Linked DNA regions of Homo sapiens: region 1 is linked to region 2. Evidence: chromatin contacts called from ENCODE Hi-C or POLR2A ChIA-PET data. All regions are on one chromosome and are shown on one strand. Each heading gives the region's core, a stretch centred on a gene start or an enhancer-like site at or near the end of the contact. The rest is flanking DNA. Distances are from core to core; before and after follow the strand shown. Region 1 overlaps AKAP13 (A-kinase anchoring protein 13). Region 2 overlaps AKAP13 (A-kinase anchoring protein 13).

Evidence for each region. A loop is a pair of places that touch in the nucleus more often than their neighbours do. ChIA-PET counts read pairs that join two places held with the same protein, here RNA polymerase II (POLR2A). Pooled maps may share reads with other maps.
Region 1: a loop to region 2 is called in a map of ovary, with 5 times the contacts of the local background. The contact joins two enhancer-like sites. A Hi-C loop is called at or near these places in 4 of 168 maps with a recorded cell type or tissue (B cell, CD14-positive monocyte, Caco-2 and 1 more), 5 of 37 single-sample maps with no recorded cell type and 15 of 50 pooled maps. POLR2A ChIA-PET finds 5 or more read pairs at or near these places in 1 of 52 experiments (B cell).

The regions. Positions count from the first base shown.
Region 1 is chr15:85,477,121-85,482,330 of GRCh38, reverse strand. The region is part of intron 1 of AKAP13 (A-kinase anchoring protein 13); the gene reads right to left. Among named protein-coding and RNA genes, the nearest start is that of AKAP13, 99 kb to the right of the region's middle. RefSeq lists an enhancer at 550-709 and a silencer at 1,244-1,293. Within about 2 kb of position 2,935, at least 4 of the 41 ENCODE cell types and tissues checked have a DNase peak (open chromatin) inside an H3K27ac peak, as active enhancers do.
Region 2 is chr15:85,613,874-85,618,957 of GRCh38, reverse strand. The region is part of intron 8 of AKAP13 (A-kinase anchoring protein 13); the gene reads right to left. Among named protein-coding and RNA genes, the nearest start is that of LINC02883, 140 kb to the left of the region's middle. RefSeq lists an enhancer at 828-997 and silencers at 2,666-2,715, 2,776-2,825. Within about 2 kb of position 2,122, at least 5 of the 41 ENCODE cell types and tissues checked have a DNase peak (open chromatin) inside an H3K27ac peak, as active enhancers do.

The sequences.
Region 1 (5,210 bases), core at 1,686-4,185, 140 kb after region 2:
GAGAAAAATAAAACAGAAGAAGGAATAGCAAATGAGGGAGATGCCCTTTAAAACATGGTGCTGAGGGAAGGCCTCCCTGAGAAGATATCATTTACCCCAAAAATAAAAAAGCAAGTAATAGAAATAACAGCTAAAAGGTGTTCTAGACACTTAAACCTGCCACAACATTGAGAACTCAGGGTTCTGATGCAAAACCTCGCTGCATATAATGCATTAACTTATTTTATACATTTAAACAAACTCTACTTAAGAACTGAGTTCTAAAGGGAGGAGCATATTACAGGAAGGCAGTTTTTGGTCAGAGTAAACACACTTAAAAACTAAACCTACTGAAAGACCAAGAACAACTGAAAGTCTTTGCTTTGTCAGTAGATTTTTTTACCAAAATGAAAATTAAAGAAACACATCATGCCCATCCAATGATTTCACCAAGGAATTTTAAGAGAGAAAATCCTACTTCTTCCTCACCCAGTAGCCAGTGAAATGACTGAGCAAATTCACAAGTTCACTGAGGCTGCTTTCATGTAACACAGGGACAATACATGACAGACACAGTGGAACCCTACAGGTTGCCTAGTATTTAAAGACTGTGAAGAGGAGGAAATGTCAAAATTCAAAGTCTTAAATGATGTGGTTTTAAGTATGTTCAGCAATTTCACCACTCAGTAGTAAAGCCAGCTACAGTTGAAAGGAATCAGAAATTTGAGGGGTGTGAAATAAGCAGAAGCACAGAAGTTAAGAATTTGTATTCTTCCCACATTTTCCACTTTATTTTATACTGATGAGAAAAAACAAATTTAATAGTTTTCTGCTGTATAAAAGAGACACATTCACTTTATGTCAAAATAAGAGTCACTCAATTTTAATACAACTATCTCAATTTATAAATTAACATTCTCCCCCACTGACCACACACAGTAAGTCTCTTCTGGTGTTGTTGATTAGAGAAGCAAAAGTTGCTGCTACAATTCTCTTCCTACATTTTAATATAAACAATCATCAGTCTTTTCTTCATAAAGTGCAGTGTGGACACCATCATCAGAATGTACCAGCGCTGGGTGTGCAAAGTTTACAAAGATCAGCAATAGCAAAAGTTTGGAGATTTTTGAAATTCATGCTGCTGCAAAGAACTATGTAAAAACCACTCACTATAGAGGACCACAGAGAAACTCAGGCATGAAGTTATATGGCTGTGTGATTGGTTTGGGAAAAGGAACAGAAAGCATTTCCACCAACCCGTATGTCTGAACAAATGACTGCAAAACCTCAGAAGCTACGAAAATGTTTATATACTAACCAAATACCTCTTAATAAGCCAGAGAAACAGTGTGTCTCCTTAGGACAGACGCGGTGGCACACGCCTGTAATCCCAGAATTTTGGGAGGTCAAGGCAGGCTGATCACTTCAGATAAGGAGTTTCAGACCATCCTGGCCAACATGGTGAAACTATACATGTCCCTACAAAAAATACAAAAATTAGCCGGGTGTGGTGGCGGGCACCTGTAATCCCAGTTTCTGGGGAGGCTGAGGCATGAGAATCGTTTGAACCTGGGAGGTGGAGGTTGCAGTGAGCCCAGATTGCACCACTGCACTCCAGCCTGGGCAACAAGAGAGAAACTCTGTCTCAAAAAAAAATAAGAAGAAAGAAATGGTGTGTCTCTATCCAACAGCTTTATACATCTCACAGATATTTTCAGCTTAACCCCCCCACCCCCACCACCTACATCTCAATACAGGAAAGTAATAGGGTGCCATACAATATTCTCTAGACAATAAATCAAATTCAATCCCAAGTCCTCTACAATTAACTGTATTACCTTGAGCAAGTCACTTAACTTGTCTGAATCTTCATCTCCTTATGTGCAGAAAGAGCATAATAATGCTTCCTATACTGTGGGGTTACTGGAAGAGATGATCCAGGTAAAGTATTAAAGCACACTGACAGGCACATAGCAGAAGCCAATGCTTCTCCCTCTTGCAGAGTTCCTGAGTCTCAATGGAGACTAACCCCACATAAGATACTTTGAAATCCATAAATGGCTAAATGAAAGGCTTCAGATACTCAGAGACGCCTTTCTGGTAACTTCTTAAAATACGCTGGTGGGTAAACTACAATTCTAAAATATAATACAATAATCATAGAAAAGAATCTGGAGGAACGAACACCAAAATGTTAAGTGTACATATCTCTGGAGATTACAGGAAATTTTCATCCCTAAATAATCTGTTTCTTAATTGTAACTATTCAAATAATGAACAGATATTACTTTTTAATCAGGAAGAAAACATTATACACAGCATGTCTGTTTTAAAGTCCCTTGTCATTCAATACATCACAACTGTACTGGAAATAAGTAAAAAGACACTGTTTCCTAAATGTGTAAAACTGAAGACATCCACAATCTTTACCAAAAGTCCCTAGAACCAATAAAAAAAAATTAAAATGAGAATGTATCCAGATGTACATTAACATCAATCAAATTCACTATTCTTTAGCCACACCTACACATGCTACAAGAGAAGCCTTTAACAAGCGCTCCACCATTAATGACATGTCCCTAAAAAGGGGGGTGGGGAGTCACAGGCCCAACATCATATAACAAACTGGAAACCCTTCTGTACCTGTTAACTTGGTGATCTCAGCATATTTTCTAAGGACCAGCTGTCCAGGTCTGACATACCTACCACATCAATTGACAGGGTTTTTGTCACTCTCAACAGGGAAGCTTCCAAATCCACAAAAAAATAGGAGGGGGCAGATCACCCCTACATCTGCTCCCAGTCCCAACAGGCAGACAGCAGCTGTCTGGGACTCAGCCAAGTATAAATAGAGCATTTTTACCTGCAGGGTACTTCCATGGCACAATGTGCTTCAAATGAATTTCCATGGCCAGGGATCCTGCTAAGACTGGGCTACAGTCAATCCTTCAAAACCCACAAAAATTTCGAGTGAGGGTTAACATGGAAATGACAATGCATACTTTGGATTCTTGTAAAAGAGTCAATGTTCAGCTCTTCCTCCAGGAAAATAACAGGATCCAAAAACTCTTTCCTTCAACCCACGGAGCCTGGGCTGGTGGCTATAAAAATGTTATGCCCTGGTTGGGGAGGCTGGGAATATGAGCTAGAAATTCTGAACAACGGAAGAAGACCAGGATACAAAAAGTAAATACGCTTTTCCTGTTGAAGATGCCAAGTTCTATCAAAAAAGTAAAATACCACATGGGCCAAATATATTTCCTGAATAAGGGACTGAGGAAGTCTTACAAGACCCTCATGAATGCTTTACTTTTGTTTGCAGCTACATTAATAATTGAGCAGTTAGTTTTAAGCAGCGATTCTTGAACCTTAGTACACATGAACATCAGTTTAAGGCCTTGTTAAATAAGGCTGATTCTCATTCCCAGGACCAGAAAGAGTAGAAATCGGGAGACCAAATCTGGTGATCCTTTGCTCTGGAATCATGACCCACACTTCGGGAAATGATGTTAAGACTCATAATATGTGTCTGATTCTCATACGGAACAGTTAGCCCTGCTCTGCCCCACTATCATATGATGGTACTTACTAGCCACCAAGACAAAACACAAAGCACTGAGCCCAAATGGGTAAGGCGAGGGGTTGGGAGTGGGACAAAGGAGGCAGGCATGACATGAAGGAAATGAAGAGTCTAACACAGGGTAACATTCAACAGTAAAACAAAAGAACATAGCAAATTAAAACAACAGCAACGACAAAACAGTAACACCCACGTTCACTCATTTAATTTATTCTTTATCAACGCTGGATTACCCAAAAGGCATAAATGATCCTGAGTTTGGGCCAAACACATGCACAAACACCAAATCAATGTAATTATCATGGAAAAAAAATCAGAACTCTTACAATAATGAAATACAAATAATTTAAAATAGTAAGTTAAATGTAGTTTTAAAAAATCAGAACTCTGACATCCTTATAATCATTTTAGAGTTTATTTGAAAGTTGTGTAGGAGAGTACACTATAATCTTTTCCGTGTTTAGGTTATCTTTTTCTTGACATATATTTATAATATGTGCCTGGCACATAAAAACTCAATAAAGGGAGATAATTTCACATTTCTGAGCCCCTAAAATATTACATGTACTAAGTTATTGAGCTTTAGCAATAAATAATATGTGGTTCCTACCACTTTAGTAAAGGGTCATATGTATGTAAACAGATATTACAGTATGATGAGCACAATAATAAAAATGTTACAAGGATCAGGAAGGAGCAATAAACTCTCTAGAAGATGGGGGGTCCAGACAGAGATTACTGGAAGAAGCAAACCATGGGGAAAGTTCCACCAAGTGGACACAGGAGGAGAAGCACAGGATAGAAGGAACAGCACGCGCCAGATATGACAGCACAGTGAGTAGCTGAGAACTACAAAGATGAATAGGAAGTGCACGCAGGGGATCGTGGGGAAGGAGTCACAAGAGGCATCCAGGTCAATCCACATACCTCAAAGTTGCCCAGCCTTAGAAACAGAGGCAGGGAGAGAGAAGAAAATACATAAACCACTGTGACACAGCTCCATACTAAAGAAATCTCAGCCATTATACAAGGGAAAAATAAATGTGTTGCAGCTAAATGGGGAAAAAAGAAATCATGGCCCTATAATGGCAGTGGTATCAACAAAGCTCTGCCTTTTTTTTTTTTTTTTTTTTTCCTTTTTTTAAGCTCAGTTCAAATTTCTGTTCATTCACAACTGCAGGTTCAAAGATTCACAAAAAGCAGCACTGGAAAAAGTTTGTAATTGTGTAGCGTAAACTCAAACCCAGACACAGCAAGGATCTGTTGGGGGCCCCAGCCAACAGGGCCAGGCCAGACTCCCACCATGACTTCCCTGAGGTGCAGCAAACAACAGCTGGTGCCCCATCAATTTACACCAGCCTCTGGAGTTTCTTAATCCCAATCCCAAATTACAAGAACTTACAGGTAGAAGGGGTCTTGGAAGTAGCCCAGATCATTCTTCTTCCCCAAGGAGGACTCACTGCCAATGTGCCTGTCTCTGCTTGTAGACTTGAGCACCAGGGCCTTATCACCCTGAGAAAATCTCTCTATGCCCCACTCGCACCTCTGACTCAACCTTCCTAAAATGCTATTTTCATTCTGTAGCACCCTCTCTGCCTTCACAGAAGTAAGTAATCTTTTAGAACAGTTCTTTTGGGATACCAGTGCCTTT
Region 2 (5,084 bases), core at 873-3,372:
ATTTAACACGAGAAAAATGTCAGCCAAATATTGCAGTTATGTCTCTAGGATCGAGACGTGGCTATAAATGTGTCTGATAAAGTTTAAAAATTATCAAGAGTTAAGCTTTATTTTTGGGGAGGGAGAAGGGATGATGGAGTTGATTTAAAGAAAATGAAAAAGAAAAGGAGTGGAACAAAGGAGTTCTGTGTATGTTAATATTTGTTGCGACTAAGTATAGCTGCCTGGCTGGGACTTCTTCAGTGTTTCTATGCACACTAACTGGGTCTTGAATTGTGGGTCTGCTACTTCATTTGCCTGTTTTCTTACTATTCCAGACCCTTCTAGCCCCCCACTCTATCTAACATTCTCAGGGACAGACTTACTTCAGAATGCATTCTCTCACCTGAGACATTCTCTTACTTGGATCATGAATGATTTGGGAGGGAAAAGGATGAGGAACTGAGGGAAGCAAAAAGCAGAAAGGAGTGAAGAAACAAAAGAAAAAGGGATTAAAAAAAAAAAAGGATTTCTCTTTCTAGGAGCTGCTGACATTTTCCTTGAGTTGTCCAGAGTAGTCCTTAGCTAGGCTGTGAAAGCAGTGGCTCAAATACCACAACAGAAGGGGAGAGGAGAGATTTAACACCTACATTTCTGTTGACATTGCAAACAAAGTTGGTGAAAAGGTTTTTCAGGAGCTAAAAAACGGATATAGAAAAAGGGTATAGATGAGTTGCTGTGTCCTCAGGCCAGATATTCAAGTTGCTGACCAGCTTAAAGGAGGGAAATACAGCAAACCCTGCTAAGAAGACTGTAAACGTCTTCCTCAACTTTCTATTAATACACCCCAGCTACATACAGGCTTTATTCTGAAATAAAAGCCATAAGGTTTTATCTCCCTATTCCTCACTGGTTCATCCGAGGAATGAAGGCGGACAACCCCTCCCCTTCTCGTGCCCCAAGTGAGCCTTGGCTCTGTAGTGGTACCAACATGTGCAGTGAAACAGATGTTGCTTTTCATTACAAATGAGGCTACAAAACAGTAGAAACAAGACGATTTGACAGAGATTTAAAAGTTGTAAATAAAATTCTTGCTCAGGCTTATCAAAAGCATGGGAACTTGACCAGAGATTTACAAATACTTCCAAACTATGTGGTCTAGGGCACAGACAGAAAGAGCCTTTAGGCTTGAATGTATAGATAAACTGATACTTTATTATCTTTTCTGTAAAAGCTTTCACCAAGCTAGAATGTAGAACTCGCCCTTCTTCTTTTTTTGAACACAGAGCTGCCTCCCCTCTGTCCTCAATATGGTTTGTTCCTCACTGCCACTCCCTTCTGTTTTAATTAGAATCAAATGATTCCTGCTTCCAAGGTTCCCAGGCATCTGTCTCTCTAGGGATCAGAGATGGTTTAATCACCATTAAAACCCTCCTACCGGCTGGGCGCGGTGGCTCACGCCTGTAATCCCAACACTTTGGGAGGCCAAGGCAAGCAGATCATGAGGTCAAGAGATCCAGATCGTGGCCAACATGGCGAAACCCCCATCTCTACTAAAAATACAAAAATTAGCCAGGCATGTTGGCACATGCCTGTAGTCCCAACTATTCAGGAGGCTGAGGCAGGAGAATCGTTTGAACCTCGGAGGCGGAGGTTGCAGTGAGCCAAGATCGCGCCACTGCACTCGAGCCTGGCAACAGAGCAAGACTCCGCCTCAAAAAACAAAAAACAAAAACAACAACAACAACAAAAAAGCTTTTCTACCCTATCCCTGTCCAGTGACTTACATGCAGATAATTTATAACAATGTAACAGATATTTTGTGACTTCTAGTGGAGGCAAGCAAAATAAATAGGTAACAAGGTGTCTGTCTTCAGGAAGTTTTTAGGAGAGAGAAACTTGTTTCAAAATAATATAATTTTCTGAAAGAGCCTAGATTACTGTTTGAGACATAAAGACTAACCTTTTTATTTCTAACTTCTGGCTTTGTGCCACAGGCTGGAAAGCTAGATTTCCTGCTCTTTCTGCATATTAAAGGACAATTCCTTACATATTCTGTTCCTTGTTGGAGGACAAATACCCTGGGTGGGAAACAAATGCTCTGGGTGGAAAAAAGAGTCTGTGTTGCTTTCCCCTCTGGATCTGCTCAGCACTCCCCAACAGAAGACAGAATCTGCAGTCTTGTGCTTTTGCAGTTGATGTGACAATTCCAAGTTTTTATCAAAAACATCTGGAACCATTGAACAGTAATTCTGCCAGGATTTTGAAATACAGCAACCAATCATTTCATATCTAAACCAGAGCTGAGAGTTACAAATTTAAAGGAGGTTCTGAGTTTATTTCCCTTTTCTTTTAATTTGGGGAACCTGTAGTAAAATATTTTATTATTTACAGCCATACTACTTAACAGTAGTTACTTACAGTATTAATTGTCTTTCCTTTCTTTCTGCAGCCTCCATCCTGCCCTCTATCCACACAAATGGTCCCAGATTCTTTAAAAACAACCAGTGCTTTTAATCTGTCTCATGCCACAGGGCCAACATGCAATTATTAAAGATTCCAGAAAATGAAATATAAAAATATTTTATACATCTTAATTTAGCTATAGCATTTGTGTTCATGAATTAAATTTTCATTTGATTTACTTAACTACAAGATCTAGCACCTTACCAAATTGTTTAAGCATTCTTATGGGTCAACACTGTGGCTGCTTTAGTTCCAGTTAGGGCAGAAGCCCATCTGGAGTCTCACAGCAAAGTTTCTGAATTAGGACACCACCTAGTGGGGGATGCTGAAGACCCAAACAGAACACCAAAGGCCAGTGAATATTTTTGTGGGGGTGTGGGGATAGGGGTAGGGCTCATCTTCTGCTACTATGTATTTTTTCCTGAAACCCCAAAGTGAACATAAAGTAGCAGCATGTGAATGGACACTGGTTAATGACTCATCAATGATCAATTTTACTCTCTGCAGAGAACACAAGGTACTAAGTGAAAATCAAGGGTTCTTTGTCTTCCTAGGTGTGCCATTATCTCACTGAGCAACTTGGGAGATACTAGTTTGACCCTCTGGACCAAGATTTCCAGAATGGAAAAATTAGAGATTCAACGCTAGGTCATATCTGAAGATCCTTCTTGCTCTAATATTATATACTGCCAGTCTGAGACTAGGAAGTTATCACATGCCATATAGTTCATGGGATACGGTAGTTTCAGAGGAGAAAGAAAAAGGAATTGAGACATTCTCTTAAAACTTGCAGAAAACATTATTCCTGCATAATGACACTTTCTACCTTTGTTCTTCACATGAAATGGGAAGGAAGGAAAAGTTTACCACAGTCAACAATTTTCATTAATCTAAACTTAAATATAGTGATCCATCCAGAGTTACACATATGTTGGTGGTAAAATGTATTAGAATACAGATAAAACATTTAGCCTCCACTTGAGCAACTCCTGTCTGCTTAGATAATAGACTGCTTCAAATAAGACAAATGAATATTTGAGAGGTGAAAGAAGAAAATACTTTACAATGGCTGCAAAGGATCGTCTCCAATTAGGCTTTCCTTGTACTATGGCTCCAGGAGAAGCAGGTCTACTGTTCCCTCCTAGCATTCACTAACATACAGATTTGAAGATTACAAGACAGTAAAAGGGTAAAGGAGAAGGAGAGACCTAGAAGGCTATAACCACCATTTCTTTTCAAATTAGTAGCAAGCAGTAGCCAACAGCTCCTTTCCTTAACCCTTTACTATCTTTGCAAGAAGAAAACTTAAGACAATTTAACTGGCAGCAGCTAACTGACAATAATAGCAACAATTAAAATAACAACAAACTAATATGGAACAATATAAGAAAAAAGTATCTTCGTAAACTTGTGCTCTTTACAGGAACAAGGTCTCATGGATCATACACACAAATGTTAAATTCTACTAAAATTACCAACAGCTTTGTGAAATAAAAGGAGGGAGGAAGGAAGAAAGGGAGATGGCAGAATCAAAATTTCAGTTGGGAAAAAGTGACAGGATAGTTTAATCTTGAGGACAAGTCTTCTGGAGCAAGATTTATTAACCACAACATTTACTGAATACCTCCTGTTTGCCAGGTGCTTCCACAGGTACAATTTCATTGATTCCTCATAAAAACCTGTAAGGTGAAATTTTACTGTCTATTTTACAGATGAGGAAAAGTAGCACTTAGAATTTAAGTCAGTTATATAACATCACACAGCTAATAAAACAGATTTGCTTTAAACTCAGTTGTGTAAATCAGTCTTTCCACTACATCTAATTTTGCCACTTGATAAATCCCCCAAGAAATGAAACTATAACAGAGAAAAGTTAGTATTTGAGGAAAGAAAACTTGGGATTCATTACTCATAATCAATATCCCTACATTTGATTTTACATAAATGCTAAAGGACAGAAAAAGATGTTTTTTAAAAAATAAAAATGCCAAGTGATTCTTAATTTTACATTAAACGGACTCAACTTCTCTGCCAACATTTCAATATTTGACATTCCACTTTTTAAAAGTTTCTCTCTATAGTAATATCTTACAAAAATAGAATGAACAAACCAAACATACAGACTAAAAGATCTCTGGATATTGCTACCCAAGTCTTCCTGAAAATGAACAGATACACTGATCTGGCTTTTCTCTTTGGAGCAAACATTCATTATTTCTTTTGGCAGCATTTCAGATATTTAAAGATGGCCGTCGTGCTTCACCACCCTCTTCAGGCTTCTCTTTCGAATCATGATTCCCACAACGGCTCCTCAGACAACAGAATACCTGAGTGCTCTCTAGTTAGTGTACTTCTTGTGATGTGGATGCCCCAAACAAAATCCTCTGACATGGTGCACACTGGGATAACTAAGATCAAATTGGTTTTCTTGACACACATATTACACCGCTAGAAGAATAAGTTTATTGTGAAATAAACTTACTTCCCATATATTTTCTTTCAGTGTGACTTACAGTATCAGGTCTCCTTTAAACTATAATCTTGTGATTTTGTTTTAAAACCTACTTTATAGCTTTCTGTATAGATATATTCTCTCAAATAAATTCTCATTTGTTTTAAAGTTATCATTTTAGCCTTAA